Regions from separate parts of the Homo sapiens genome. Here regions 1, 2 and 4 are each linked to region 3. The links are chromatin loops, found by intact Hi-C in ENCODE. Cell type or tissue: IMR-90. All regions are shown on one strand. Links, peaks and the distances in the headings refer to the core of each region. The heading gives the core; the rest is flanking DNA. Region 1 overlaps APPBP2 (amyloid beta precursor protein binding protein 2). Region 2 overlaps LINC01999 (long intergenic non-protein coding RNA 1999). Region 3 overlaps PPM1D (protein phosphatase, Mg2+/Mn2+ dependent 1D). Region 4 has its middle 6.4 kb from the start of CA4.

Evidence for each region. Hi-C counts contacts between places; a loop is a spot of excess contacts. Peaks named below come from ENCODE experiments on the same cell type or tissue, not always from the same donor. Only the 100,000 strongest peaks of a DNase experiment are listed, where the experiment ranks them.
Region 1: it touches region 3 in a loop (4-fold over the local background); 25 of 110 quality-filtered maps call a loop at or near these places.
Region 2: it touches region 3 in a loop (4-fold over the local background); 75 of 110 quality-filtered maps call a loop at or near these places.
Region 4: it touches region 3 in a loop (4-fold over the local background); 9 of 110 quality-filtered maps call a loop at or near these places.

Annotation. Positions count from the first base shown.
Region 1 is chr17:60,468,015-60,473,014 of GRCh38, reverse strand. The region is part of intron 4 of APPBP2 (amyloid beta precursor protein binding protein 2); the gene reads left to right. Among named protein-coding and RNA genes, the nearest start is that of CHCT1, 48 kb to the right of the region's middle. In IMR-90, for the core only: no CTCF peak of the experiment used is centred there; a DNase peak (open chromatin) is centred at 3,064; H3K27ac peaks cover 2,538 bases.
Region 2 is chr17:60,573,217-60,581,214 of GRCh38, reverse strand. LINC01999 (long intergenic non-protein coding RNA 1999) reads right to left here. Exons shown (of 4, transcript NR_126009.1): 3 at 3,877-4,018. Among named protein-coding and RNA genes, the nearest start is that of LINC01999, 13 kb to the right of the region's middle. RefSeq lists an enhancer at 1,071-1,733. In IMR-90, for the core only: a CTCF peak has its summit at 3,515 (motif pointing left); DNase peaks (open chromatin) are centred at 1,894 and 3,944; H3K4me3 peaks cover 566 bases; H3K27ac peaks cover 518 bases.
Region 3 is chr17:60,634,432-60,642,429 of GRCh38, reverse strand. All of the region lies in intron 3 of PPM1D (protein phosphatase, Mg2+/Mn2+ dependent 1D), which reads right to left. Among named protein-coding and RNA genes, the nearest start is that of PPM1D, 38 kb to the right of the region's middle. In IMR-90, for the core only: CTCF peaks have their summits at 1,727 (motif pointing right) and 3,503 (motif pointing right); a DNase peak (open chromatin) is centred at 3,499.
Region 4 is chr17:60,139,621-60,147,618 of GRCh38, reverse strand. No RefSeq gene overlaps it. Among named protein-coding and RNA genes, the nearest start is that of CA4, 6.4 kb to the left of the region's middle. RefSeq lists enhancers at 4,533-5,042, 5,749-6,305, 6,962-7,495. In IMR-90, for the core only: CTCF peaks have their summits at 4,556 (motif pointing left) and 5,334; DNase peaks (open chromatin) are centred at 4,558 and 5,308; H3K4me3 peaks cover 269 bases; H3K27ac peaks cover 467 bases; H3K27me3 peaks cover 1,984 bases.

The sequences.
Region 1 (5,000 bases), core at 1-5,000, 170 kb after region 3:
CTATATCATAAAAAGGAAACACCCCAAAACAATAATACTAACAATAAGGAAGAATTCAGGATAAAAGTCATTAGTTAATACAAAAGGGATATTGATAATAGAATGTATAATTCACAAAAATGTCATAAACCTATGTGTAGCAAATAAGATAGGAGCCACCTACATAAGCAGTGTACCTTAAAAGTACAAAAACTTTGATAAAAAGATAATCAGTACAATGTTAAGGGCCTCCAGGGTAGGTTAATTCTGAATATATAGAGGTTATTAAGGAACTAGATTCTTTCAATCTGTCTGCTAATTCTTTGTGTACCAGTCATTTCTTTGGCTAGCTCTCCAGTGCTTGTAAGATTGCTGCCATGGTTTGAGGTGTCAGGTGCAGATTCCACGTTCTCTAGCAGAAGAAACACTCTCACACTGATGTCCTCCCTGACTTGAAATTAAAACCATACCAGACTAACAAAGAAAAAGACAGAAGACTCAAATAACTAAAACCAGAAATGGGACTTGGAACATTACTACCAACCTTCCACAAATGAAAAGGATTTAAGGTGAATCCTATGAACAGTTGAACACCAGTGAATTAGATAACATAAATAAAATGGACAAATTTTTTAGAAATGGACAATTTACCTAAATGCCCCAAGAAGAAATAGAAAATCTTACGAGACCTATAACAAGTAAATAAATTAAATCCATAATCAAAAACCTTCCAACAAAGTCCAGGACTGAAGACTTCACTAGTGAATTCTATCAAACATTTAAAGAATTAGCACTAGTTCTTCTCAAACTCCTCCAGGAAATTGCAGAGGAAGGAACACTTCCTAACTTGTTTTGTTTTGTTTTTGTTTTTGTTTTTGTTTCCATTTTCATTTTATTTGCTTTATTTTATGAGACAGAGTCTTACTCTTTTGCCCAGGCTGGAGTGCAGTGGCACCATCTTGGCTCACTGCAACTTCCGCCTCCCAGGTTCAAGCGATTCTCCTGCCTCAGCCACCCAAGTAGCTGGGATTACAGGCTCCCACCACCACACCTGGCTAATTTTTGTATTTTTAGTAGAGACGAGGTTTTGCCATGTTGGCCAGGCTGGTCTCGAACTCCTGACCTCAGGTGACCTGCCCACCTTGGCCTCCCAAAGTTCTAGGATTACAGGCATGAGCCACTGCGCCCAGCCCCTAACTCGTTTTAAAAGGTTAACGTTACCCTGATACCAAAGACCAAAAATGACATCACAAAAAAGGCAATTTCAGACGAGTATCTCTTATGAATATGGATGAAAAAATCCTCAACAAAATACTAGCAAATCAAATCTAATAGAATATTAAAAGGATTTTACACTATGACAAAGTGAGATTTATCCCAGGAATGCAAGGGTGGTTCAACGTAAGAACATCAGTGTGATACACCATGTTAATAGGATGAAGGGAAAAAAAAAAAACCCAGTTATCTCAGTTGACACAGAAAAGACATTTAGCAAAATCTAACACCTTTTCATGATTAAAAAAAAAAATTCACAAAGCTAGGAATAGAAAGGAACTTCTTCAATATGATAAAGAGTATTTATGAAAAACTCACAATAACATCATACTCTATAGTGAAAGACTAGAAGCTTCCCCCATAGGATCAGGAACAAGACATAGTTGCCTGCTTTCACTAGTGGTATTCAACATTGTACTGGAAGCTTTAGCAGAAGAAATTCGACAAGAAAAATAAAAATCATCAGTATTGGAAAGGAAGAAGTAAAACTATAGATTTGTTGGACTTAATCAAAATAAAAACTTTTGTAAATCAAAAACATCAAGAAAATAAAAAGACAACCTATGGAATGGGAGAAAATATTTGCAAATCACATGTCAATTAAGTTTCTAGTATCCAGAATATATCAAGAACTACAACTACAAACAACAGAATTTAAAAATGAGGCCGGGCCCTGTGGCTCACACCTGTAATCCAAGCAGTTTGGGAGTTTGAGGCAGAGAGATCATCTGAGGTCAGGAGTTTGAGACCAGTCTGGCCAACATGATAAAACTCTGTCTCTACTGAAAAAAAAAATACAAAAATTAGCCAGGCGTGGTGGTGCACACCTGTAATCCCAGCTACTCAGGAGGCTGAGGCAGGAGAATCGCTTGAACCCAGGAGGCAGAGGTTGCAGTGAGCTGAGATCGTGCCACTGCACTCCAGCCTGGGCAACAGAGCAAGACCCCATCTCAAAAAAAAAAAAAAATCCAGTCTGGCCAACATGGTGAAACCCATCTCTACTAAAAATAGGAAAATTAGCTGGGTATGGTGGCAGGCGCCTGTAATCCAAGCTACTCTGGAGGCTGAGGCAGGAGAATCACTTGAACCCAGGAGGCAGAGGTTGCAGTGAGCCAAGATTGTGCCACTGCACTCCAGCCTGGGCAACAAGAGCGAAACTCTGTTAAAAATTTAATTAATTAATTAATAAAGAGCAGGCTGGGCATGGTGGCTCACACCTGTAATCCCAGCACTTTGGGAGGCTGAGGCAGAAGGATTTCTTGAGCTCAAGAGTTTGAGACCAGCCTGAGCAAAATAGCAAGACCTTGTCTCTATTAAAATAATTTTTTTAAAAATCAGCCAGGTGTGGTGGCACTGGCCTGTCGTCTCAGCTACGTAGGAGGCTGAGGTGGGAGGATCACTTAAGCCCAGGAGATCATGGCTGTAGTGAGCTTGATCATGCAACTGCACTCCAGCCTGGGTGACAGAGTGAGACTCTGTCTCATAAAATTAAAAATAAAAAATGGACAAAGGACTTGAATAGACATTTTCCCAAGGAAGATACACAAAAGACCGGTAAGCACATGAAAAGATAAGCACATGAAAAGATAGTGTCATTCAGCATTAGGGAAATGGAAATCAAACATAATGAGCTACCACTTTATTCCTACCAAGATGGGTACAGTTTAAAAAAAAGAAAATAACTGTTGGCAAGGATGAGAAGAAATCAAGTGATTCTGCTGAGAGAGCATTTGAAAAAAAAAAAGAAATTGGAAACTTTGTGCACTGTTGCTGGGAATGTAAAATGGTGCAGCTGCTGTGGAGTACAGTTTGGCAGTTTGTCAAAAAGCTAAACATAGAATTACTGTATGACTCAGCAATTTCACTCCAAGTATATGCCTAAAAGCATTGAAAGCAAGGAATCGAGAGATATTTGTGTGCTAGTGTTTATAGCAGAATTTTTCACAAGTCAAAAGATAAAAACAATCCAAGTATCCATCAGCAGATAAATAGATACACAAAATTTGGCATTTACATATATACACATACAATGATTCAGCCAGTTTTGGTACATGCTACAACATGGATGAACCTTGAAAATTTTATCCTAAGTGAAATAAGTTAGACACAAAAGGACAAATATTGTATGGTTCCACTTACATGAAATATGTAGAATAGGCAAATTCATAGAGACAGAAAGTAGATTAAAGGTTACTAGGGACTGTTTGGGGTGATGAAAAAGTTTTGGAAGTGGATAGTATTGATGGTTGCATGACATAGTTAATATAATTAATGCCACTGAATTGTATACTTAAAAATAGCTCATATGGCAAAGTTTTATATATATTTCACCATAGTAAAAAAAAATTATTAAACCCATACCGGTCTTTATTTTCATTATGCAGCTCTCCCCTTTCAAGCTATCATTTATTTCCAATTTTTTTTTTTTTTTTTTTTGAGATGGAGTCTTGCTCTGTCGCCAGTCTGGAGTGCAGTGGTGTGATCTCGACTCACTGCAATCTCTGCCTCCTGGGTTCAAGCGATTCTTCTGCCTCAGCCTCCCAAGTAGCTGGAACTACAGGCACGCACCACCATGCCAAGCTAATTTTTTTTTGTATTTTTAGTAGAGACGGGGATCGTGTTGGCCAGGATGGTCTCGATCTCCTGACATCGTGATCCGCCTACCTCGGCCTCCCAAAGTGCTGGGATAAACTAGTTCTAAGAAAAAGACACTTACAAGAAGGAGAGAAATTCTTTTCCTTTAGGTTCACTTTCAGTGTATTTTACTTTCGTCATGTCTGGCTGATGAGGCTCTAACTAGTCATGTTCAGTCTTATGGTAAATATATTAGTAAACTAATGACTTACACATTTGTATATTTTTCATTTTAAACAATGAATAGTTCAATCAAATAGTAATTGTTCTTGACAGTAGGTGTTGATCAGGTAGACATAATTTTATGTTATGAAAGTAAAATACTGTGTTTACATGGTAGTGCCACATTTTGAGAACCTCCTTTTTCCTTAGGCAGAAGGTTGGGATAAAATTAGACCATAATAAGTTGGACCACAAGTTCCTTGGATTCAATATACTGCTTAGTGTCAGCCCAGATGGACACACAGAACCTAAAGAGTCTCCATATGTTTAATTTGCCCTTTTGTTTAAATAGACATTCAGCAGGGACTGGAGAAAATACCAAGCTGTGCCTTTCTGGCATACAGTGTTTATTTTGCTACTTCATCATGTGCCAATTACTAAATAATTTCCACAGATTGTTATTTCAGGAGAATACTTACAGTGAAGGTCTTTGGAAAGGAAATTCTTAGCATTGTGGAAATGAGAAGTAAGCACTGTTCTTTTTATTCTCTAAATTTTCAACCTATGGGTTTCTCATTTTTTTCTCTTTCAACCATTTGGCTATCAAATCTGTGTTTCAAATACTAATCCTTTTTTTCTCAAGGACTTTTTTTTCTGGACTGTTACAGTATCTTCTGCCTTGGTTGCTTTGCTTCCCCTCTTGGCTTTGCTATAGCCAGAGTGTAGCCAGAGCATTCTTGATAGAGTTGCATTGTCCCATATGGTAGCCATTAACCATATGTGATTATTAAGTTTAAATTAATTAAAAGTAAAATGTGCCTCAGTCACACTAGGCACATTTCTAATACTCAGTAGCCACTGTGGCTAGTGGCTACCAAATTGAGCAACACAAGTATAGAACATTTCTAACATCTCAGGAAATTATATTAGATAGTGCATAAGTCAAATCA
Region 2 (7,998 bases), core at 1,640-6,639, 62 kb after region 3:
GGGAAACTGCCCCATGGGGTCAGTTGCCCATAAGAATAAGGAAACTTCTCCCAGTGTTGAGATGATCTACCTGCTCTAATGAGATGTTCCAGTCAGGGTAGAACCTCACCACAGATTTTCCTGTTTTTATGGCCTCCTTTTCTCTCCTAAACTCTGTGCAATTACCTTCAAGTATTTTTGTCCTGCCCATGAAAAGAGATTCCAAGTAAAATGGCCCACAAATCTTCAAGAAACAGCTTTTTCTAGATCTTGAATCTGTGATTAGTAGTTATTAGCAGGGGTCTGTCAAGAGTTCCTGTTCTCAATTCTCATGATACTGCGCTATTCTCTTATTTTCTTACAAGTAGATATATACATGAGTTTTACCCTAGCATTCAGTCCTAGGTAACCATTATCTGGCAGAAATTCTTCTATCACTGGGGTATATTTCTCTCCCTTCCACTGTTTAATCAGTTGTGTGTGTCTGTGTGTGTATTTTTTATTTTTTTATCTTTATTTTTTTTGAGATGGGGTTTCATTCTGTTGCCCAGGCTGGAGTGCAGTGGCATGATCTCGGCTTATTTCAGCCTCAATCCCCCAGGCTCAAGTGATCCACCCCCCTCAGCCTCCTAAGCAGCTGTGACTACAGACATGTGCCACCACACCATATATATGTAGAGACAGGGTTTCGCCGTGTTACCCAGGCTGGTCTGAAACTCCTGTGCTCAAGCGATCCGCCCACCTGGGCCTCCTAAAGCACTGGAATTACAGGCATGTGGCACCATACCTAGCCCAATATGTATATTTTTATCACTGATGCTAATTTTCCTTTGATTATTATTATTATTATTTTGAGACAGGGTCTTGCTCTGTTGCCCAGGCTGCGGTGTAATGGCATGATATCAGCTCACTGCCACCTCCTCCTCCTGGGTTCAAGTGATTCTCCCACCTCAGCCTCCCTAGTAGCTGGGATCACAGGTGTGTGCCACCATGCCCAGCTAATTTTTGTATTTTTGATAGAGACGGGGTTTCAGCATGTTGCCGAGGCTGGTCTCAAGCTCCTGGCCTCAAGTGATCCGCCCACCTCAGTCTCCTAAAATGCTGGGATTACAGTCATGAGCCACCACGCCTGGCCCCTTTGATTATTTTAATCAGTTGTTTGGAGATAGAGGAGTAGGTGTCTATTTCTTCATCCACACTCAATCATTGTAGGATAATAAAAGCTCATTAAAGACAGAAAGTGTATATTCTGTCACACTACCATCTGAGACCCCAAAAAGGCACAGTTTGTGTCCCAGCAGTAAAGTCATGAATGACATGGGGACAATGTGAACTGATTCTCAGGGGGAGGGACTGAGAAGTCTGGAGAAATGGTATTATTGATTGGCTCCAGGTAAAACAATGAAATGCCAGGTGAAAGGTTTGAGTTAAGTAGGAAGAATTAGCACCTCATCTCAAATAGTCCACAGTGCTTTGCCTTTCCCCACAGGTGGTAATGATAGATAAAGAACACATCCTGGGCTCATGCCTGTAATCGCATCATTTGGGGAGGCCAAGGTGGGCAGATCACCTGAGGTCAGGAGTTTGAGACCAGCCTGGCCAACATGGTGAAACCCTGTTTCTACTAAAAATACAAAAATTAGGCGGGCATGGTAGCGAATGCCTGTAGTTCCAGCTACTCGGGAGGCTGAGGCAGGAGAATTGCTTGAACCCAGGAGGCGGAAGTTGCAGTGAGTCGAGATCACACCACTGCACTCCAGCCTGAGAAACAAAGATTTATTTATCTATAAATAAATAAATAAATAAGAACACATCCTGGATGATAAGAAAACACAACCAAGTTCAAGTTCTGCCTGGGCAACATAGCAAGAAGCTGTCTCTAAAACGAAAATAAACAGAACCAGAATAATCTATTTGGATTTGTTCCAGCAATTGCACAAGTTCTCCTGTGCAGAAAACATGACAGTACTCAAGTTATCTTCTTTTCTTTTCTTTTTTTCTCTTGCCCTTGTAAATCATCTAGTTATCTTTGGTTTAGGATGCTACTATCAGTAAACAGCCTTCTACCACACAGCCGGCTAGTGGGATGCTCTTTATAAAATATGTTCCATGAACCTCTGGGAGTTCCATTTTAAAAAAAAATACACCTTAAGGATAGCTGGGGTATTCCACATCAGAATCAGAATAAGCTTAAATCATATTGTTATGAAGATTCATAGTCTGGCCTTGAGCTTGATGAAAACAGGACAAACTTTAAAAACTTTCCCTGCAGAAATGTAGGAGACTTGAGAAGAACCATGTTTAAGAATGAGCGGCCGGGTGCGCTGGCCCATGCCTGTAATCCCAGCACTTTGGGAGGCCGAGACGGGCGGATCACAAGGTCAGGAAACCCCGTCTCTACTAAAAATACAAAAAATTAGCCGGGCATGGTGGCAGGCGCCTGTAGTCCCAGCTACTCGGGAGGCTGAGGCAGGAGAATGGCCTGAACCCGGGAGGTGGAGCTTGCAGTGAGCCGAGATCGCACCACTGCACTCCAGCCTGGGCGACACAGAGAGACTCTGTCTCAAAAAAATAAAAAAACGAAAGAAAAAGAAAAAAAAGAAGGAACGGCTGGGTGCGGTGGCTCACGCCTGTAATCCCAGCACTTTGGGAGGCCAAGGCGGGCGGATCACGATGTCAGCAGATTGAGACCATCCTGGCTAACACGGTGAAACCCCGTCTCTACTAAAAATACAAAAAAAATTAGCCGGACGTGGTGGCTGGCGCCTGTAGTCCCAGCTACTCGGGAGGCTGAGGCAGGAGAATGGCCTGAACCCGGGAGGTGGAGCTTACAATGAGCCAAGATCGCGCCACTGCACTCCAGCCTGGGCGACAGAGCAAGACTCCGTCTCAAAAAAAAAAAAAAAAAGAAAGAAAGAAAGAAAGAATGAGCTTGCCTGGCCTGGCACGGTGGCTCACGTCTGTAATCCCAGCACTTTGGGAGGCCGAGGCGGGTGGATCATCTGAGGTCTGGAGTTTGACAGCAGCCTGACTAATATGGTGAAACCCTGTCTCTACTAAAAAATACAAAAATTAGCCAGGTGTGGTGGCGTGTGCCTGTAGTCCCAGCTACTCGGGAGGCTGAGAGAGGAGAATTGGTTGAACCTGGGAGGTGGAAGTTGCAGTGAGCTGAGATCGCGCCACTGCACTCCAGCCTGGGTGGCACAGCGAGATTCCATCTCATTAAAAAAAAAAAAAAAGAAAAAGAAAAAGAAAAAAGAATGAGTTTGCCTGGAGATTAACTTCCAGAATAGTTCACCTTCGGTGAACTTGCTCTCCCACAAAAACAAAGAAAAATACTGGCAAAACCACTAAGGCCAACCATTTTAGAACTCTAGAAAGAGAAGCTGTTAAACTTTGCTAAGACAGTGTGATCTGTGATATTTTAACTTGTGGCTGGGATGCTATTCCCATCCACCCTCCCTCCTCAGCTCAGTAGAGGTAGCCGAGAGCAGCAGTCTCACAGCCAATGGCAAGGGCTGACCTCTTGTGGCGCTCAGTTAAAAGAAAGATCCCCAGAGTACAGCCAATATTTAGTTCAAAATTGCAGCTCTCTGGAAAATCTCTATTCCTAGGGAGTTGTAATTACTTGATGACTTAGAACTCAGCTCATCAGAAAAAATGCCCGACTCCCAAGGCATTAACAAAACAAGAGCCATCTGCTAGCAATGTTGAGGCTAAGACTGTAATTTCAATTGGGGTAAGCAAGAGACAGGCTGGGAATCTAAAAGTACGTCCTGGAGAACTAGACAATATAGGGAACTAGAAAAGGGAACTAGACATAGGGAACTTCGAAAAGTTCCAGCATATTTCAGGGGATCTAAAAGGCTGCATGCATGCACAAGGCTGTGCACTTACCCAGGAGAGAGATGGGAATGAAGAAGTTTCCAGTCACTCGCTTCTGGCTGACCTTAAGGCTCTGTAGCAAGCAGAAAACGAAAGCTAAGGCTGTCTTGTAAACTGCCTGAAGTATGAAGGCATGCCTTCTCACACAGATTCCCTTGGCAAAGAAGAGAGGACAGAAAGACAAAGCATTAAAGGGCATTAAAGGAATTCTTCTGACTGATCATTGGTTGATCACTAAATTTTATTGACCCAGGGATCACACCTAGGAATTCTGGCTTATAATTTTTTTTTTTTTAAAGCTAGCAGAGAACTCAATTGCCACACAATGCAGAGAATACAGAATCTACAGAATTATTTGAAGAAAGTCACCAGAGAAGCAGCAACAACAACAAAAAAAACAACCACCACCACCACCTCTGGAAAGTATGCCACATATGCAGGACAAAAAGCAGCAAACAGAAAATGTCATCCGGGCACGGTGGCTCATGCCTGTAATCCCAGCACTTTGGGAGGCCGAGGCGGGCGGATCACCTGAGGTCAGGAGTTCAAGACCAGCCTGGCCAACATGGTGAAACCCCGTCTCTACTAAAAATACAAAAATTAGCCAGGCGTGGTGGCAGGCACCTGTAATCCCAGCTACTCGGGAGGCTGAGGCAGGAGAATCACTTGAACCCAGGAGGCGGAGGTTGCAGTGAGCCGAGATCACGCCATTGCACTCCAGCCTGGGGTACAAGAGCAAGACTTTGTCTCAAAAAAAAAAAAAAAAAAAAGAATAAGAAAATGTCCCTGGGTGCGTCCAGATTTTGACTTTAGCAGACAAAGACTTTAAATCAGCTATTATAAATATGTTCAAAGAACTAAAGGAAAGTAAGTCTAAAGAGCTAAAGGAGAGGGCCGGGCACAATGGCTCATGCCTATAATCCCAGCACTTTGGGAGGCTGAGGCCGGTGGATCACCTGAGGCTGGGAGTTCGAGACCAGCCTGACCAACATGGAGAAACCCCATCTCTACTAAAAATACAAAATTAGCTGGGTGTGGTGGTGCGTGCCTGTAATCCCAGCTACTCAGGAGGCTGAGGCAGGAGAATCGCTTGAACCAGGGAGGCAGAGGTTATGGTGAGCTGAGATCACACCATTGTACTCCAGCCTGGGCAACAAGAGTGAAACTCCATCTCAAAAAAAAAAAAAAAAAAAGAACTAAAGGAGAGTATGACAAAAATCTCGCCAACAGAGGATATCAATAAAGGATAGAAATTAGCTCAAAATAGAAATTTTGGAGTTGAAACGTGTAAGAACTGAAATGAAAAATTAACTAGAGGTGCTCAACAGTGGATTTGAATTGACAAAGAATGACCAAACCTGGGGCTGGGTGCAGTGGCTCACGCCGGTAATTCCAGTGTTTTGGGAGGCTGAGGAGGGAGGATTGCTAAAGGCCAGGAGCTTAAGACCAGCCTGGGGAACATAGTGAGACCCCATCTCTACAAAAAATTTAAAAATTAGCTATGCATGGTGGCATATGCCTGTAGTCCTGGCTACTCAGGAGGCTGAGGCAGGAGGATCACTTGAGCCCACAGGTTTGAAGCTGCAGTGAGCTAAGATTGTGCCACTGCACTCCAGCCTGGGAGACAGAGTGAGACCTCATCTTGAAAACAAACACACAAAAGCAGCTTGGTGTGGTGGCTCACACCTGTAATCCCAGCACTTTGGGAGGCCAAGGCAGGAGGATCACTTGAGCCCAGGAGTTCAAGATTAGCCTGGGCAATATGGTGAGACCCCATCTCTAAAAATAAAAATAAAAATTAGCTGGGCATGATGGCCGAGGTGGGAGGCTGAGCTAGGAAGATCACTCAAACCCAGGAGTTTGAGGCTGTAGTGGGCCATGATTGTGCCACTGTACTCATCCTGAGTGACAGAGCAAGATCCTGTCTCAGGTTTGTCTTCAGCAAATCTCAAGACAAGTCCACTGAGAGCCAATCTGGGGGACAGCAAGAAAATAAGAATAAAGGCCTTAGAGAATTGTGGGAAACCTGCAAGTGTACCAAAATACAAACAATAAGAGTTCCAGAAGGAGAGGAGAGAGAGAAAAGGGTGGAAATAATATTCGAAGAAATAATGACTGAAAACTTGTCGAATTTGAAGAAAGCACAATACATTCAAGAGTGCAATGAACATCAAGTGGAATAAACTAAAAAACCTTAGCTAGACACATTACAGTCAAATTGCCTCTGCTAGCTTCTGGTGGATGCTAGCCCACCTTGGCTTGTGGCCACATCCCTCCAGTCTCCACCTCCAAGGTCACATTGCCTTTTCCTCTTCTGTCTGTGTTAAATCTCCTTCTGCTTTCCTCTTACAAAGATACATGTGATTTTATTTAGGAGCCCCCTAGATAATGCAAGATAATATGCCCATCTCAAGATCTTTAACTTAATAACATCTGCAAAGTTCTTTTTTTCCCCATATAAGATAACATTCACAGGTTCCAGGGATTAGGATGTAAATATTTTATTTTAGGGAGGATCATTATTCAGCCTACCACACTTACTATTAATCTGAACTACACATATATTTTTGTACTTTCTGAGTTTTATACCTCATACAGGCATAACATATTCAAAATATATTTGAGAGGGAGAGAGAAGAATGGGGAAAGAGGGAGGGGAGAAGAAAAAAGATGATGGGTAGGAAACTTCTTTAAAGTCATGTATCCTCTTCCTCATGCAGGGACAGTTTCTCAACTCTGGGAAGCACTGTTTTGTTTTGTTTTTTTTTTTTTTTTTTTTTTTTGAGACAGAGTCTCACTCTTGTCGCCCAGGCTGGAGGGCAATGGGGCGATCTCGGCTCACCACAGCCTCTGCCTCACGGGTTCAAGCAATTCTCCTGCCTCAGCCTCCCGAGTAGCTGGGATAACAGCCGCCTGCCACCATACCTGGCTAATTTTTTGTATTTTTAGTAGAGATGGGGTTTTGCCATGTTGGCCAGTCTGGTCTCGAACTCCTGATCCCAGGTGATCCGCCCACTTTGGCCTCCCAAAGTGCTGGGATTACAGGTGTAAGCCACCACGCCTGGGCTGGGAAGCACTTTTGATTCTGTGATAAGGAGGCAAAGTATTTCAAAGCTGGATTCTGGGAATGGCCTACCTTAGTCTTATATCTATTCTATTTTTCATAGTTACTTTTTTTTTTTATTTAAGGAAATGACAATCCTTATTTAGATCTTATCAGTTTTTTTACTAATATCTTTTTTCTGTTCCGGGATCCAATCCAGGATCCCACATTGTATTTAGTTGTCATGTCTCCTTATGTTACTGACCATGGGTTCTTGGGCTCTCAATGCAAAAGAAATTGACATGAGGCCAAAAGAGCTTTCCCAGACAAGGCTTCATTGGAGCTTATGCTGAGACATAAGGGAGGCAGCACAAAAGAAAGAATTCCCTGAAGAGCTGGTAGGGCTTTTTTGGTAGGCAAAGCATGAGAATTGACATCAAGGGTAGGGTATGCAGGCTGGGCTGGACAAAACACGTGATGGGTAGGGTATGCAGGTCAGCATATCTGATTGTGATGGTTTTCTTGAGTAATGGGCCAGCTGGTGGTCTGGCCAGGGCAACCAGGCTGTAAATCAGTTGTTCAGCATTCCTTCCTGAGGGGGAACACTCTGTGACCTTGATTATCTCCAAGGCCAGTTCCTGGAATTCTTTAAGTAAAAGGACTATTAGCAGTGACGTAGTTGTGTGAGCATTTCAGTGGGAATGCTCTAGTTGGGGGTGAGCTGAATGAAGCCAAGCCCCAACTCTACTTTGTCTCACTTGGACTCCTACAATCTGTGACAAACTTAGACTTTGTAAAAACAAAACAAAAAATCCCACATCTGTGACAAATTTAGACCTTGCCAAAGAGGTAAAGAGGCCATTGGATAAGGTAATGCAAGCCTAACCAAGTACTGAAGGTGAAACAAATTCTTCAGTGGGGAGCTAAATTTTAAGCTCCTCATAAGGCAAATGGAATGTTCATAGAGATTTTCCTTCAGAGGTTTCTACTTAGATCATTCTTTGGAATGCTCTATTCCAACCCTTTGATATATGTAGAGGGAGAGGCTAGGCTGCCCTTTCCCAGACACTGGTGAGCTGAGCAGTCTCTGT
Region 3 (7,998 bases), core at 1,193-6,192:
GGTGGCTACCCAATTCACAAATCGTTCATTGCCCAATTAAACTCCTTTAAATGTAAAAAAAAAAAAAAAAAAAAAAATCCATTCTTCTACCTGTACAATTTTTTATCTCTATATAGACTTACAGATTCTTTTTTATTCAATATTTTTTAACTTATTCCTGTTATAATTTGTTTTGATGCTCAAGTTGCTTCAAATTTGCTAGTAAAAGTCCCTAGAATCTGACCTTTCAACAAACTCACCAGATGATTCATACTCATAGACACTTTCCCTTGTTTTACCAGTTCAAAGAGTCTATATGATTCTATCTAATATCAAATAACTGGTAAGGATCAGAATTGGGCCTTTAACTAAGGGTTTTTATTACTGGTCTAGTGTTTGTACACCAAAGTACGATCATAGAACATCATTTCTGTAGGTCCTGAAAGGAGGTGCCTTGGAAACTGGCAGACAGCCAATTCCCTTTTTTCCTCAGTAGAGGGTGCTGAAGGGACACCAGAAGAGAGGAGGCCTGCTTTCTGGTTCCAGTATATTTTCTGCTTGCTCCTGTGGCACTTGGCAGCCAGCAGTCCACAAGACACTCAGTGGTCCTTACACCTATCAAATTTCAGCACCCCTTTGAGTGGCTTCCCATGGAGAACTTCCAACAATGTTTACCCCCTCTAATCCATTCTCAAAACTCAATGAAAATTCTCTCTTTAAAACACAAACTAATGGATTAAAGATTTAAATGTAAGACCTCAAACTGTAAGAATCGTGGATGGACATCAGCCTTGGGAAAGAATCTGTGACTAAATCCTCAAAAGCAACTGTAACAAAAACAAAAATTGACAAGTAGGACCTAATTAAAGAGCTTCTGCACAGCAAAAGAAGCTATCAACAGAGTAAACAGACAACCTACAGAAAGGGAGAAAATATTCACAAACTATGTATCTGACAAAGATCTAATATCTAGAATCTGTAAAGAACTTAAACAATTCAACAAGTTAAAAACAAATAACCCCATTAGAAAGTGGGCAAAAGGCATCAACACTTTTCAAAAGAAGACATGCAAACGGCCAAGAATCATAAAAAGCTCCACATTAGTAATCATTAGAGAACGCAAATCAAAACCACAATGAAATACCATCTCATACCCTGTGAGAATGACTATTATTAAAAAGCCAATAAATGACAATGCTGGCAAAGCTGCAGAGAAAAGGGAATGCTTATACACTGTTGGTGGGAATATAAATTAATTCAGCCACTGTGGAAAGCAGTGTGGAGATATCTCAAAGAACTTAGAACTACCATTCGATCTAGCAATCCTGTTAGTGGGTATACATCCAAAGGAAAATAAATCGCTCTACAAAAAGACACATGCACTCAAATGTTCATTGCAGCACTATTCACAATAGCAAAGACAAGGAATCTACTTAGGTGCCCATCAAAAGTGAAATGCATAAAGAAAATATGGTACATACACACTACAGAATACTACACAGCCACAAAAAAAAAAATGAAATTATGTCCTTTGCAGCAACACAGATGCAGCTGGAGGCCATTATCCTAAGTAAATTAATCCAATTTACTTAGGAAAAGAAATTTCTAAATTTCTAAATAAAAGAAATTTCCAATTTCTTTTAGGAAAAGAAAGCCAAATACCACATGTTCTCACTTGCAAATGGGAGCTAAACATTGAGTACACATGAAGATACAGATGGCAACAATAGACACTGGGGACCACTAGAGGGAGAAGGGAGAGAAGGAGGAAGACATGAAAAACTAACAATTGGGTACTATGCTCCCTACCTGGATGACGGAATCAATCGTACCCCAAACCTCAGCACCATGCAATATACCCATGTAACAAACCTGTACATGTACTTCCTGAATCTAAAAGCTGAAATTACAAAAACAAACAAACAAAAGCCCACAAATCTAGGATGAATGGTGGATGACAGTTGCAAAACAGTGTAACCGTACGTAACATCAATGAACCACATGCTTTACAACGGTAAGTTACGTGTATGCTAAGCATATATTACCACAATTAAAAACACACAAATCTGGTTATGTTTCCCATTCCAACTCTGTTATAGTTCACAATTGTTTTTAAGATAAAGACACAATTCTTTTGTTTTTTCTGAAACAGGGTCTTGCTCTGTTGCCCAAGCTGGAGTACAGTGACATAATCTTGGCTCACTGCAGCCTCCTGGGCTCAAGCAATCCTCCCAACCAAAGCCTCCTGAGTAACTGAGACTACAAGCGCGTGCAACCACGCCCAGCCAATTCTTTGTAGAGGGGAGATTTCGCCATGTTGTCCAGCTGGTCTTGAACTCCTTGAACTCAAGCAATCCACCTGCCTTGGCCTCCCAAAGTGTTAGAATTATGGGTGTGAGCCACCACATCCAGCCAAACATGATTATTTACCACTGCCTATAAAATGCAGTATTTTCTCATTTTATCCAAGTCTCTTATTTCCTTATCCGTTCCAGCTACACTGCCCTTCATCAGAGTTCCTATATCACTATGCTTCTTCCTATCACCGAACTTTTCGAAAATGTTGTTTTCTATGCCTAAAACACACTTTCTTCCTCCTTAACCTCCAGTAATTCTTCAAAACTCAGTTCAAATATCACTTTTCTGGCCTCTCTGGTTAAGTGAAATATCCTTATTTTAGGTTTTCATTAGTACATATAAGAAGTTAAGAATTGGCTGGGTGTGGTGGCTCACGCCTGTAATCCCAACACTTTGGGAACCCGAGGCAGGCGGATCACCTGAGGTCAGGAGTTCGAGACCAGCCTGGCCAACATGGTGAAACCCCGTCTGTACTAAAAATACAAAAAGTAGCTGGGTGCAGTGGCGTGCGCCTGTAGTCCTAGCTACTTGGGAGATGGAGGCAGAAGAATCGCTTGAACCCGGAAGGCGGAGGCTGCAATGAGCCGAGATCGTGCCACTGCACTCCAGCCTGGGCGACAGAGTGAGACTCCATCTCAAAAAAAAAAAGAAGAAGAAGAAGAATTAAAAATGTTCAGTTTTAGCCAGGCGCTGTGGCTCTCATCTGTAATCCCAGCACTTTAGGTGGCTGAGGCGGGTAGATCACCTGAGGTTAGGAGTTAGAGACCAAGTTGGCTAACATGGCAAAACCCCTGTATTTTTGTACAAAACTTAGCCGAGCATGGTGGCGGGTGCCTGTAATCCCAGCTACTTGGGAAGCTGAGGCAGGAGAATCGCTTGAACCTGGGAAGTAAAGGTTACAGTGAGCCGAGATTGTGCCAATGCACTCCAGCCTGGATGACAAGAAAAAAACTCAGTCTCAAAAAAAAATAATTTTTTTTTCAGTTTTTTGTTATCATCTGATGAATGCCTTTCAACCCTTTCCTAGACTGCAAGCTCCATGAGGGCAAAGATCATGTGCTTGTACATACAGCAGAGTGCTTCATACACACTATACTCAAAAATTATCTCCCCAGTGAATAAAATGATTTGCAAGACTCAAAATGCAATTCCAGCAGGCAGCCACTAGAGGGCACCTTTGCTACATTTGTACTTGGGTAATTATCATCAGTGTCTATAGGGTGGGTACCAATGTTGACAAGGAGACATCTATTCCCACCCCTTCCCCCGCCCAAAAAAACCTATAAGAAAAATGGCCGTAAACCATAAGGGTGTGTGCTAAATATGAGCATTTAATTTACTTTAGGCCAGTAAGTATTTCCATGCAACAAGCTAAACTCAGAAAACCAATAACATGGCTCTTTTAAAAATATTATTTCCAGGCCGGTCGGTCGCGGTGGCTTGCGCTTGTAATCCCAGCACTTTGGGAAGCAGAGGTGGGCGGATCAACTGAGGTCAGGAGTTCGAGACCAGCCTGGCCAACATGGTGAGATCCCATCTCTACTAAAAATACAAAAATCAGCCAGGTGTGGTGGCACGCACCTGTAATCCCAGCTACTTGGAAGACTGAGGCAGAAGAATCATTTGAGCCGGGGAGGCGGAAGTTGCAGTGAGCTGAGATCGTGCCACTGCATTCCAGCCTGGGCAACAGAGTGAGATTCCATCTCATAAAAAAAAAAAAATTTTTCCAAGTGTCAGAATAATGGTTTGAAAAGTAATACAGCAAAGCCTTTTTAGCTTAAATATTAAAATCTAAAAGGTAGCATTATTTTTGAAAAGAAAATATTTATGTGACAAGAGAAATCAAGAGGAAAAAAGCTTTTTTATCACTAAAACGATTTTCTCTTATAAGCCCTTTTATCAAAATATTAATTCATTTCTGTATGTGTTTACAAAATTATGTTGAAGTAAAGTAACTTCTATAAAAACACTGTCTAAAAACTCGCTGTATCAAATTTTATTCCTCCCACTCAAGAAGACAGTTCTTTCTTCAATAACCCCAATCATGGTTGTGGTCTTGCTATTCCACCAAAAGCTACCTTCTTTTTCAAGGTCACCAATGACCTCCACATTCCTAAATCCCATGGTCATTTTTCAATCCTCCCTCCACCTAAATGACAACAGTATTTGAAACACTTTCTTTCTGGAAACACTTTCTTCACTTAGCTTCCAGGGTACGCTAACCCAAATTTCCTATTTGACTTACAGCTGTTAGTTGTTTTACCTTGTTCTTCCATTCACATCCCCTAACTCTTTTAGATTTTTTTTTAATTTTAATCCAACCCTCAAATGAAACCAGAGCACATCCCCCGAGTCTTAACAGTGAGAGTATCTCAGGGCTCAGCCACTAGACCTTGTCCCCTTTTCTATCTGCACTCAATCCCTACATGACCTCAAGACTTTGTATACTATCTATATGCTACTGGCTCCCCCAAATTGAAAGCTCCACCCTAGACAACACCTGAAATCAATTCTTATAATGGGAAGCCAAATAGGTATCACCACCTTAATGTCTAAAACATGCCGAAAGGGTAATGTGTCCAAAACTGAACTTCCGACCTCTCCTTTACACTGATGTTCCAGTCATTTCTTTATCACTTAGTGGCAACTCCATTTTTCCAGCTGCTCAGTTAAAAATACTGAGTAGGAGCGGGGCACAGTGGCTCATGCCTGTAATCCCAGTACTCTGAGAGGCCGAAGTGGGTAGATCACTTGAGGTCAGGAGTTGGAGACCAGCCTGACCAACATGGTGAAACCCCTGTGGCACAGAGTGAGACCTCATCTCAAAAAAACAAAAAAAGAAAGAAAGAAAAAGAAAAAAGAGAAAAATTCATGAGTAATGAGAACCCTTACATTTGTTACTTCTGCCTACATTCTGTGGCCCCAGACACTCACAGGTCTTTACTAAAAATACAAAATTAGCCGGGCGTGGGGGCGCACGCCTATAATCCCAGCTACTTGGGAGGCTGAGGCAGCAGAATTGCTTGAACCCAGGAGGTGAAGGTTGCAGTGAGCTGAGATCACATCACTGCACGCCAACCTGGGCAATAAAAGCGAAATTCTGTCTAAAAAAAAAAAAAAAAAAATCATGAGTAGGCTGAGCGCTGTCGCACATGCACTTTGGGAGGCTGAGGTGGGCAGATCGCTTGAAGCCAGGAATTTGAGACCAACCTGGGCAAAGCGAGACGTCTCTACAAAAAATTTTTAAAAATTAGTTGGGTGTGATGGCATGCACCTGTAGCCCCAGCTACTTGGGAAGCTGAGGCTGGGGGAACACTTGAGCCCAGGACTTTAGGGGCTGCAATGAGCTCTAGCCTAGGGCACAGAGTGAGACCTCATCTCAAAAAAAAAAGAGAAAAATTCATGAGTAATGAGAACCCTTACATTTGTTACTTCTGCCTAAATTCTGTGGCCCCAGACACTCACAGGTCTCACTGCCTCATCTCTTTACTTACACTTTACTGACATATCATCTTAGCGAGACCCTCCTCTGACCATCCCATTTAGAATTATTATACAGGCCCCACCCTCATAGCATTCCCTGCTTTATTTTTCTTGGTAGCATTTCTAACACAGTATGTGTCCTACTTAGTTATTTTAGTTTATCATGTTTTCCCCTAACCTAGAAAGTAAGCTCCATGGGTGCAGGAATTTTTGTTTCATTCACTGCTGAATCCTCAGCACCTGGAACAGTACCTAGCACATAGCAGGTATTTAATAAATATTTGGTGAATAAAGAACAATCATGAAGAAGTAGGAACTATATGCTTTTAAAATACATCCACAAATTATTTGATATACTTGAGGGTGGGCTTGATTTAGTGATTCAGGGCTAACAAAATACAAAGCTGGGTTCCCTACAGCAAGTGATCAAGAAAGCAAGGTAGAAGTCAAAATGTCTTTTTATGATCACTTGCTCTAAGGAAGCCAGCTGCCATGTGATGAAGACACATCAAGCAACCCTATGCAGAGGCCGGCAAAGCAAGAAACTGAAGCCTCCAGCCAATCCAGGTTACTCAGTGAGCTGTCTTACAAGTAGATGCTCCAACCCCATTGAAGGCTTCGATGATTAATGACATCTTGATTGCAGCTACACAAGAGACCCTGAGCCAGAACCATCCAGTTAAGTCACCCCGGGTTCCTGAGCCGGAGGAACTGTGTACATAAAAAATGTTTTAAACTCCTAAGTGTGGGAGTATTTGATTACACAGCAATAGATAACTAATACAGCGGGACTGTAATAACCTGGGATAATCACTTTGGGAAGAAATTTAGCAATACCTAATAAAACTAAACATGTAGATATCTCTGAACTGAGTCTCCCAATTGGTATTCCTTGGATGAGTGAGGCCTAGGGGCAGCAGGGTGGGTCCTCAGTGGCTAGAGAGTCCATGTTAGTTACCTCAGTCTCAAGTAGCCTCCTCTGCTTACTGTAGAAATATTATCATCTTGTGTGAGTGTTACGACACAAAAACAGTTGGTAAGTAACATACTATGACCCAGAAATTCCATTTCTAGTTATGTATCTTAAAGAAATCTTGCCAGGCACAGTGGCTCACGCCTGTAATCCCAGCACTTTGGGAGGCCAAGGCGGGCAGATCACCTGAGGTCAGGAGTTCAAGACCAGTCTGACCAACATAGAGAAACCCCGTCTCTACTAAAAATACAAAATTAGCCGGTAGTGGTGGTGCATGCCTGTAATCCCAGCTACTCGGGAGGCTGAGGCAGAAGAATCGCTTGAACCCAGGAGGCAGAGGTTACAGTGAGCCGAGACTGCACCACTGCACTCCAGCCTGGGGAACAAGAGTAAAACTCCATTTAAAAAAAAAAAACAACCCATATGTGTATATAAGGAAATATTTATTGCAGTATTTTTCATAATAGCAAATGCTTGGATATAACATAAAAGTCCACCAGTCAGGGTGTGAAAGAAGAAAATTAGTTTCACATTGGAAACAAATTATTAATATATATAGTAGTTGTGCTGGGTGTGGTGGCTCATGCCTGTAATCCCAGTGCTTTGGGAGACCGAGATAGGAGGATGGCTTAAGCCCAGGACCACCCCGGGCAACACAGTGAGACCCCGTCTCCTTAAAAAAGAAAAAATTAGCCAGGCGTGGTGGCTCACACCTGTAGTCCCAGTTACTCGGGAGGCTAACGTGGGAGGATCACTTGAGCCTGGGAGGTAGAGGTTGCAGTGAGCTGTCATCATGCCACTGCAATCCAGGCTGAATAACAAAACAAGACCCTGTCTCATAAAATAAAAATAAACAAATGTGCGTTTTCTCAGAGACATTTTCTTTGAAAAAACTACCCCCATCTAGCATAGCCAAGGTAAGACACCTTAACAGGTGTAATTCTCTAGCCTTCTTTCCAAAGCCAGGTAGACCAGAAATATAACTATTTTTTTCATAGTTATTTTACTTTCCTAACTAAAGAAAAAAGAGGTTTTGAAGGCTCTCAGGAGGACTATTAAGGGCTAAAGGAGAATGGGATACTTAAAAATAGTTTCAAGGGTAACATTAAGCCTAGATATGCATATACTTCCCTAAACAGAGATAGAAATTAGCAAAACATTGAACGTGACTCATGAACAAAGGGCAACTGTCAGTGAATTATATA
Region 4 (7,998 bases), core at 1,871-6,870, 500 kb after region 3:
TGCCTGGGTGTAGCCACTGGCCCATGGCGGATGCAAAGATTAATCACACTCTTGTCCTCTGGGGATGTTTGCACGCATGGCCCTGTCAGGAACAGAAGGGAGGCCATGGGAAAGCTAAGGGGCTTTGAGACACATAACCCTGGAGTCACTTCTGGCTCCATCCACTTGCTCTGTGATGGCAGCTGAGCCTCAGTTTTCCTCATCTATGAAATGGAAATCATCCCCCAATCTCTCTCAAAGATTGCCCTGAGGCCTCAGTGAGCTAAAGTCTGAGGAGGCTGGGCCCACGGCTTGGCACATTGGCACATGTGGCCATGACCTCTAAGCAGAGTCCCCTTAGCTGGATTAAATCTGACCCTAGGCAGGTGTGGAGGCAGCATTGGGTGGGATGGAACATTGAGTTAGCACTGGAGAGGGGCCCTGGCACATCCAGGCTCTTCCTGGGCTCCCAAGGGCAAGGAGGAGAGCCCTGACTGTAAACCTGGGAACATGAGGTTCAGATGCAGCTCCCGCTGGAACTGTGAGAGCCATGGAGTGGAGGCACAAAGGGAGCTGAGACCCTGCACCCCTGGGTTCACAGCTCAGGGGAAGGTCAAATACATTGCCCTAAACAGAAACCTATCATACCTTATGCTCAGCGTCGCAGGAGGGCAGAGAGAATATCAGGCAGAGGGTCAGAATAGGAGTAGGAGCCACACTGCCCGGGGTCTACATCCCAGACCCGACACTCAGCTTTCACCCCCGTCAGGCTCAGTGTCCTGATCAGGAAAATCACCAGCCTTCGACCATGATTTTAAAAAAAAACCAAAATAACAAAAAACACAGCAGAAATAAAAACAGCAGCTGCCGGGCACAGTGGCTCATGCCTGTAATCTCAACACTTTGGGAGGCCGAGGTGGGCAGATCACTTGAGGTCAGGAGTTCGAGACCAGCCTGGCCAAGATGGAGAAACCCCCGTCTCACTAAAAACACAAAAATTAGCCAGGTGTGGTGGCGGGTGCCTGTAATCCCAGCTACATGGGAAGTGGAGGCAGGAGAATCACTTGAACCCAGGAGGCAGAGGTTGTAGTGAGCTGAGATTGTGTCACTGCACTCCAGCCTGGGCAATAGAGCAAGACTCTATCTCAAAAAGAAAAAAAAAAAAAGAAAAAAAGAAAACCAGCAATACCTTCACAAGAGCGTGGTTAAAATTCCACAAGGTAATGCTGGGTGAAGGGCCTGTCTGGACACTTACTGAGTGCTCAGTAAACCTCAGCTGTAATTCTTAGTTGTTAAGGCCACAGTGGCCTTATGCCCAGAACAGCACAGGAGCCCAGAGGAGCAGCCCCTAACCCAGCCTGTAGGAAAGAGACTGGGGAAGCCTCCCTCAAGAGATCAGACCCGCACTGAGTCTTCAAAGAAAAGTAGACTTTAACTTAAAAAGGGAAGGGAGATGCAGGTGAAGGAAACAGAATGAGAAAAGGCATGGAGGTGAGGCTGGAGAGGGGTTTGGGACCAGACAGGGCTTGTCTGTTAGGATTGGAAGGTTGGACTGATCTTTCCTTTGGTGCGGGATAGATATCAAGATCTTAATTTTATAGACTGGGGAACATTCTCAGAGAGGGTCACTCGACCCCAGAAGCAGGTAGGGATCCTCTGTTACTTCTATGAGTTACAGAAGAGGAAGCTGCGGCTCAGAGAGGGCAGTGGTTTGCCCAAATTCACAGCAAGGAGAGAGGAGTACAGGTGGGATTAGAACTTTGGTCTCCTGCTCCACTTCCCAGTGCTCTTTCTGTGCCATCTCACCTCCTCCCAACACCACATACTTCCCTCCCGCTGGGAGTCCCAGCCTCCATCTGCCCTGGCTTTCCTCACCCGCAGATTCTCCGCTGACTCGCAGATTATTCAGGGAAAGGTTTGCAGAGATTCCAGCTTTTGTGTTCCCAGAGAGTGAGATTAAATCCACACAAAAGAAGGGTTAGTCAATAGCCTGGGCTCCACCTCTCCCCAGCCTGGATCTCTGCTGTATTCCAGCAAAGACGAAAAAACTCCTTTCCTGCCAGCACCTGTGGAGGCTGCGTGCCCTCTTCCCACCCTCTATGCCTGCCCTATTTCTCTGGACTGTGCAGAGAATCTGGGGGAGGGGAGGGAGGGGAGGGAGGGGGCCGGCAGAGAGAGCTGGAGACTGTCACTAGGGAAGGACAGGAGCCTTTTTGGTACAGGAGTTGGCAGAAACTTCTGGCCCCGAACATTTTGAAATAACAATAGCAGTAATACGTGTGGAAAAACCCAGTGATAGAGGTGACATATGTTCTGTTCCTCTCCTGCAGAAAACTCAGGAATACTCCCCCGTGGTCGTCCCCTCCCCTCTCAGCATCTTGGCCACAACAGCCCAGGCTCACACCAGCAGGACACTGGGATCAGAGCGAGGTCAGATTTTGCAAGTGTGTTCATTTACATTCTGGTTTTGTGGTGGAGGGATCCCCTAAAGAGGGTGATGAGGGGGAATTGGGTTGGGGAGAAGAAGAGCCACACGAGCAACTTTGGTGGGGAAAGGAATGGTCCTTCCTTAATTAACATTGTGACAACATTAAGAAAACAGGCTCGCGGGTGGCTTGGCGGTGGCTCGCACCTGTAATCCCAGCAATTTGAGGGGCCAAGCCTGGCAGGTTGCTTGAGCCCAGAAGTTCGAATCCAGCCTAGGCAAGATGGTGAAATCGGTCTCTACAGAAAATACAAAAATGAGCTGGGCATGGTGGCACATGCCTGTAGTCCCAGCCACCTGGGGGGCTGAGGCTGGAGAATCACTTGAGCTCAGGAGGTGGAGGCTGCAGTGAGCCAAGATCACACCACTGCACTCCAGCCTGGGGCCTGGGTGATAGAGTGAGACTCTGCCTCAAAAAAAAGAGAGAGAGCGAGAGAAAGAAGAAAAAGAAAAGAAAAGGAAAGAAAAAAGAGACTTGGCCAGGCACAATGGCTCACACCTGTAATCCCAGCCCTTTGAGAGGCTGAGGCAGGAAGGTCACTTGAGCCCAGGTGTTTGAAAACAGCCTGGGCAGCATAGAGAGACCCTGTCTCTACAAAAAATAAAAAATTAGGGGAGTATGGTGGTGCACGTCTATAGTCCCAGCTACTCAGGAGGCTGAGGTAGGAGAATCCCTGGAGTCTGGGAGATCGAGATGGAGGCTGCAGTGGGCTATGAGCATGCCACTGTACTCCAGCCTGGGCAACAGTGCAACAGTGTGAGACCCTGTCTGTAAAAAGAAAGAAAGAAAGAGAGAGACAGAGAGAGAGAGAGGAAAGAAAGAAAAAAAGAGAGAGGAAAGAAAGAGAGAGAGAGACAGAGAGAGAGAGGAAAGAAAGAAAAAAGAGAGAGGAAAGAAAGAGACAGAAAGAAGGAGAGAAAGAAAGAAAAGAAAGAAAGAAAGAAAGAAAGAAAAGAAAGAAAGAAAGAAAGAAAGAAAGAAAGAAAGAAAGAGGAAGAAGGAAAGGACTAGCAGGGGTGGGGGCTCACACCTGTAATCCCAGCACTTTGGGAGGTGGAGGCAGGTGGATCATCTGAGGTCAGGAGTTTGAGACTAGCCTGACCAACATGGTGAAATCCCATCTCTATTAAAAATACAAAACTTAGCCAGGTGTGGTGGCAGCGCATGCTTCTAGTCCCAGTTATTCAGGAGGCTGAGTCAGGAGAATCGCTTGAACCCGGGAGGCAGAGGTTGCAGTGAGCCAAGATCATGCCACTGCACTCCGGCCTGGGTGACAGGGCAAGACTCTGTCTCAAAAAGAAAAGAAAAAAAAAAAAGAAAAAAAGGAAGGAAGGAAGGCAAGCAGAAAGGAAGGAAGGAAGCAAGCAAGCTCTTTCAGGGGTGTGTGTGTGTGTGTGAACTTCTTTTTCCTGATTACCCAAATAACACTTGCTCATTGTAGAACATTTGGAAAGGAGAAAAAGAAACATTATTCATAACCTTATTTCCCAGAGGCAATCATTTTACAAATTTGATGTATTTTTAAGAAAAAACACCTCACCTCAATCCGTGTTTAATTTTTCTGTGTCCCCTGCAGCCTTTATCTATATGCAAGCGCGCTATTGACATAGTGAACAATGGAGGGTCCTGCTTTTTAATGTCCACATTTCAGTGTAAACCTGAGTCCGTGTTACTGGGCAGCCTTTGCAACTTTCATTTTGTGGCTCCACAGTACACCCAGGTTGTATCATCAGCTCACTCCCCATTATAAAGAACATTGCAGCAAACGCCTTCCCGCTAGATGGACAGGGCCGCTGGATGGGCAGGGAACCTGGGAGTCTCAGCTCCTCTACCCAGCTCCCTACTGAGGGGAGCTGCCCTAACTAAGTTCATGAAAATAGTTGAGGAGTGCGGTGGGGGCTGGTGAAGGTCCCTTGGCGGCCAGTGGGAGAATCAGAGCCTGGAGTCCTCACTCTGACCTCTGATGTGCCTGTGAGATGGGAAATATGTGTGAGGTTGGGGGTGAGGTGGTTCTGAATAGATTTGCAGCGTGTGAGAAAAAAATGTGCTTGTGGGCGACTCCTCCCTGAGTGCCCTTGCACCACATTGGCGCCCTCTGCTGTCCCTGCTCGTCTAATACTTTGGAAGTTCTTTCTGTGTAACTGTAGACCAGTCTGTCCTTCCTGTCTCCTTTCCATTTAGGGGAAGAGTATCATTTAACAGCAATGAAATAGCATTCAGAGAATTGAAAAAAAACTCTTTAGGTCCACCCCAAACCCAGTACCCAGAACTTTAGCCTCCTTCAGGAGACTTCCCTATTGGAACTACTCTCTCTCTCTCTTAGATATTGAGTTGGGGGTTGGGGGGATGGGGACTGAGACAAGCAGTTGAGAATAAGGCAGCAGTTTCCCTGAAGACCCTGTCCTAGCCACTCCCTTCTCCAGGTGTGGCCCTGGGGAGGGATGGCTGTATTACAGCCCCAGAAAGAAGCCAAGCATTTGGCAGCTCAGCTCACCTCCTGCATCTGATAAGGGTGACACATGGGTACACGTGGGGTGGTTAGATGGGTCTTCCCTGCCCCTCCGTTTATTATGCAAATGGGGAAGTGGGGAATGGCTTTTTCCTAGCAAGTAACTCCGAGATTTCCGAAGTTTAATGAGCCTTGTGTGGTAAAGGATTAGGGGCAGGCCTGGCTTCATGGGGCAGGGGCTTGCATAGTTGCAGAGCAGCTGCACTTAGAAGAGCTTCACATTTTCTTTTTTCTTTTCTTTTTCTTTCTTTTTTTCCTTTCTTTTCTTGAGACAGAGTCTCAATCTGTTGCCCAGGCTGGAATGCAGTGACGTGATTTTGGCTCACTGCAAACTCCACCTCCCTGGCTCAAGTGCTCCTCCTACCTCAGCCTCCCTGGGATTACAGGCACAAGCCACCACGCCCAGCTAATTTTTTTTTTTTTTTTTTTTTTTTTTTGAGACAGAGTGTCTCTCTGCCGTCCAGGCTGGAGTGCAGTGGTGCGATCTCAGCTCACTGCAAGCTCTGCCTCCCGGGTTCACGCCATTCTCCTGCCTCAGCCTCCAAAGTAGCCTGGACTACAGATGCCCGCCACCATGTCGGGCTAATTTTTTTGTATTTTTAGTAAAGACGGGGTTTCACCATGTTGGCCAGGCTGGTCTCTAACTCCTGAGCTCAGCTGATCCACCCGCCTCGGCCTCCCAAAGAGCTAGGATTACAGGCATGAGCCACCTCACCCTGCCCACATTTTTATTTTGTAGCTTATACTGGAGGCTGGGGTTTAGGGGAGCGGTGTCTGTCTTCTGGTTGTATCTCCACCCAGCCAGGGCGGGCGGCAAGGGTGTTGAGATTCTAAAAGCCGTGAGGGAAAGCTCCCCAGGGCCCAACCTCCCCATACAATTCACAGGACAAGTCTGGAGTGAGCGAGGACTATGTCCATAAAAGGAAGGAAAAGACAAGACAATGTTGCCCAATGAGTCAAGCGTGATCGTCGCACAAAGAAGCAGGGCGCTGTTCCCCAGAGCAGGGCCAGTTCAGAGAAGAGGTCGGGAGCAGCTGGACGATAGAGAACAGTCCTCCTACCAGCAGCCCTAGGGCCCTCGGCTGGCGCAGGTTCTGCTTTCTCGCGGGAAACGCTCCCCTACATATGCTCGCTCACAGCCCACCGCCCCGCGCCGCTGCAGCTTCTGTGCCCCGGAAAGCCTCTCCAGCAGCCTGGCAGTGCTCGAGGTGAGCACAGCGTTTCGGCCTCCCGAGCCTGCCTACTCCTCGTGGCGATGTCTGACAGCTAGGTCAGCGGCGCGACGTCCATGGGGGCCCTGCGCGCTGAGCGCGACGTCCAGCCCGAGCGCGGTCCCTAAGCGGGCCAGCCTTGGCCTGGGGCGCCGTCTGAATTGGGCGCTGGCTGCACACTCAGCTGGCCTGGAATGCCCTGGACGGCACCTGCCTGCTTGACTTCTGCCTCTACCATCTGGTCTGGCATTTCGCCCCAGGCTGATGATAAGAAGGTGCCAGGAGGCCCTGGGACACCGCGCAGGAGCACGGCGGGAGCCATACTGGGGCATAGCCCTGGACTGCCTCTCTGAACTGGCCTGCTCTGGGGAAGAGTGCCCTGCTTCTTTGTGCTACGATCATGCTTGACTCACTGGGCAATATTGTCTTGTCTTTCCTTTCTCTTTCTTTTTATGGATATAGTAGCCCTCATTCACTCTAGACCTGTCCTATGAATTGTATGGGGAGGCTGGGCCCTGGGAAGCTTTCCCTCGGCTTTTAGAATCTCAACCCCCTTGTGGTCATCCAAGCTTTCCAAAAAGGAAAGACATTTCTTTTCTTTTTGTTTTTCTTTCTTTTCTTTTTTTTTGACATGGTCTTGCTCTGTTGCCCAGACTGGAGTGCAGTGGTGTGATCATAGCTCACTGAAACTTTCTGGGCTCAGGTGATCCTCCCACCTCAGCCTCCCAAGTAGCTGGGACTACAGGTGCAGTGCCATCACTCCCGACTCATTTTTATGTTTTTTGTGGAGACGGGGCTTCACTATGTTGCCCAGGCTGGTCTCGAGCTCCTCGGCTCGAGCGATCCGCCCGCCCCGGCCTTCCAAAGCGCTGGGATTACAGGCATGAGCCACTGTGCCTGCCCAAGCTTGTGATTTTATATGCTCAGGAGCAAAAATCTGGTCCCGAAGTGGCTGTACCCAGTGTCAAAGAAGGGCATATTCACTTTGTGAAAGATGTGCGGGAGGAATTCCAGGGGTTTTTCTCTCCTGCTTCGCAGGTAGTAGCGTTGGCACAGCTTGGATGGCCACACCGCGGTTGAGATTCTAAAAACCGAGGGAAACCTTCCCGGGGCCCAGACAATTACAGGACAGGTCTGGAGTGAGCGAGGACTATCTCCATAATAAGTGAATTCCTGCCAGTGCCGGGACAGAGCATGGGGTTCGAGCTTCGCCCACCTGTCCCGCACTGCCTGGGACTGAACAAGGCATGGACCTTCGCTGAGCCTCTCAGGCAAGCTCCGACCTCCCCGGTGCTTCCGGGTGAAACCCGCGGTGGTCTAAACAGTTGAGGCAGGCGACGATCCATGAGGGTTGTTGGACCAGTGCGGACGCGTCTTGGAGTTCGGGTCGAATCCTGAGTGGAGGCTGTAGCGCGGACGCGGCTTCCGGTAGGTGGCGGAGGGGCGTGGGGCACTTCAGCACCACGGGGTGGACAGCACCCTGGAAGCAGCTGCGGAAGCCTGCAGCCGAGGTCGCAGCCAGGCTCCCCAGACCCCCGCCTGGTTCCGCGGTCTTTACCCTGGAAGTAGAGGCGGAGGGACAGCCCCAGCGGGACCGAGCTTCGAGACCCGGACCTCACGGCCCACAAGCTGTGCGGAGTTTGGGCCTGCGCTCGGGGGATCTTGTCGAGTTGGGGTCAGGGATGAGGAGGAGGGGGCCGCGGGCGAAGGCTGGCGATTCATCCAGCAGCGCTCAGCAGAAGACCAAACCTTGGTCGCGCCCCTGGAGCCCTCTTTTCCTTGGAATTCCAGTGTAGACACCGTCGCGGGTGCT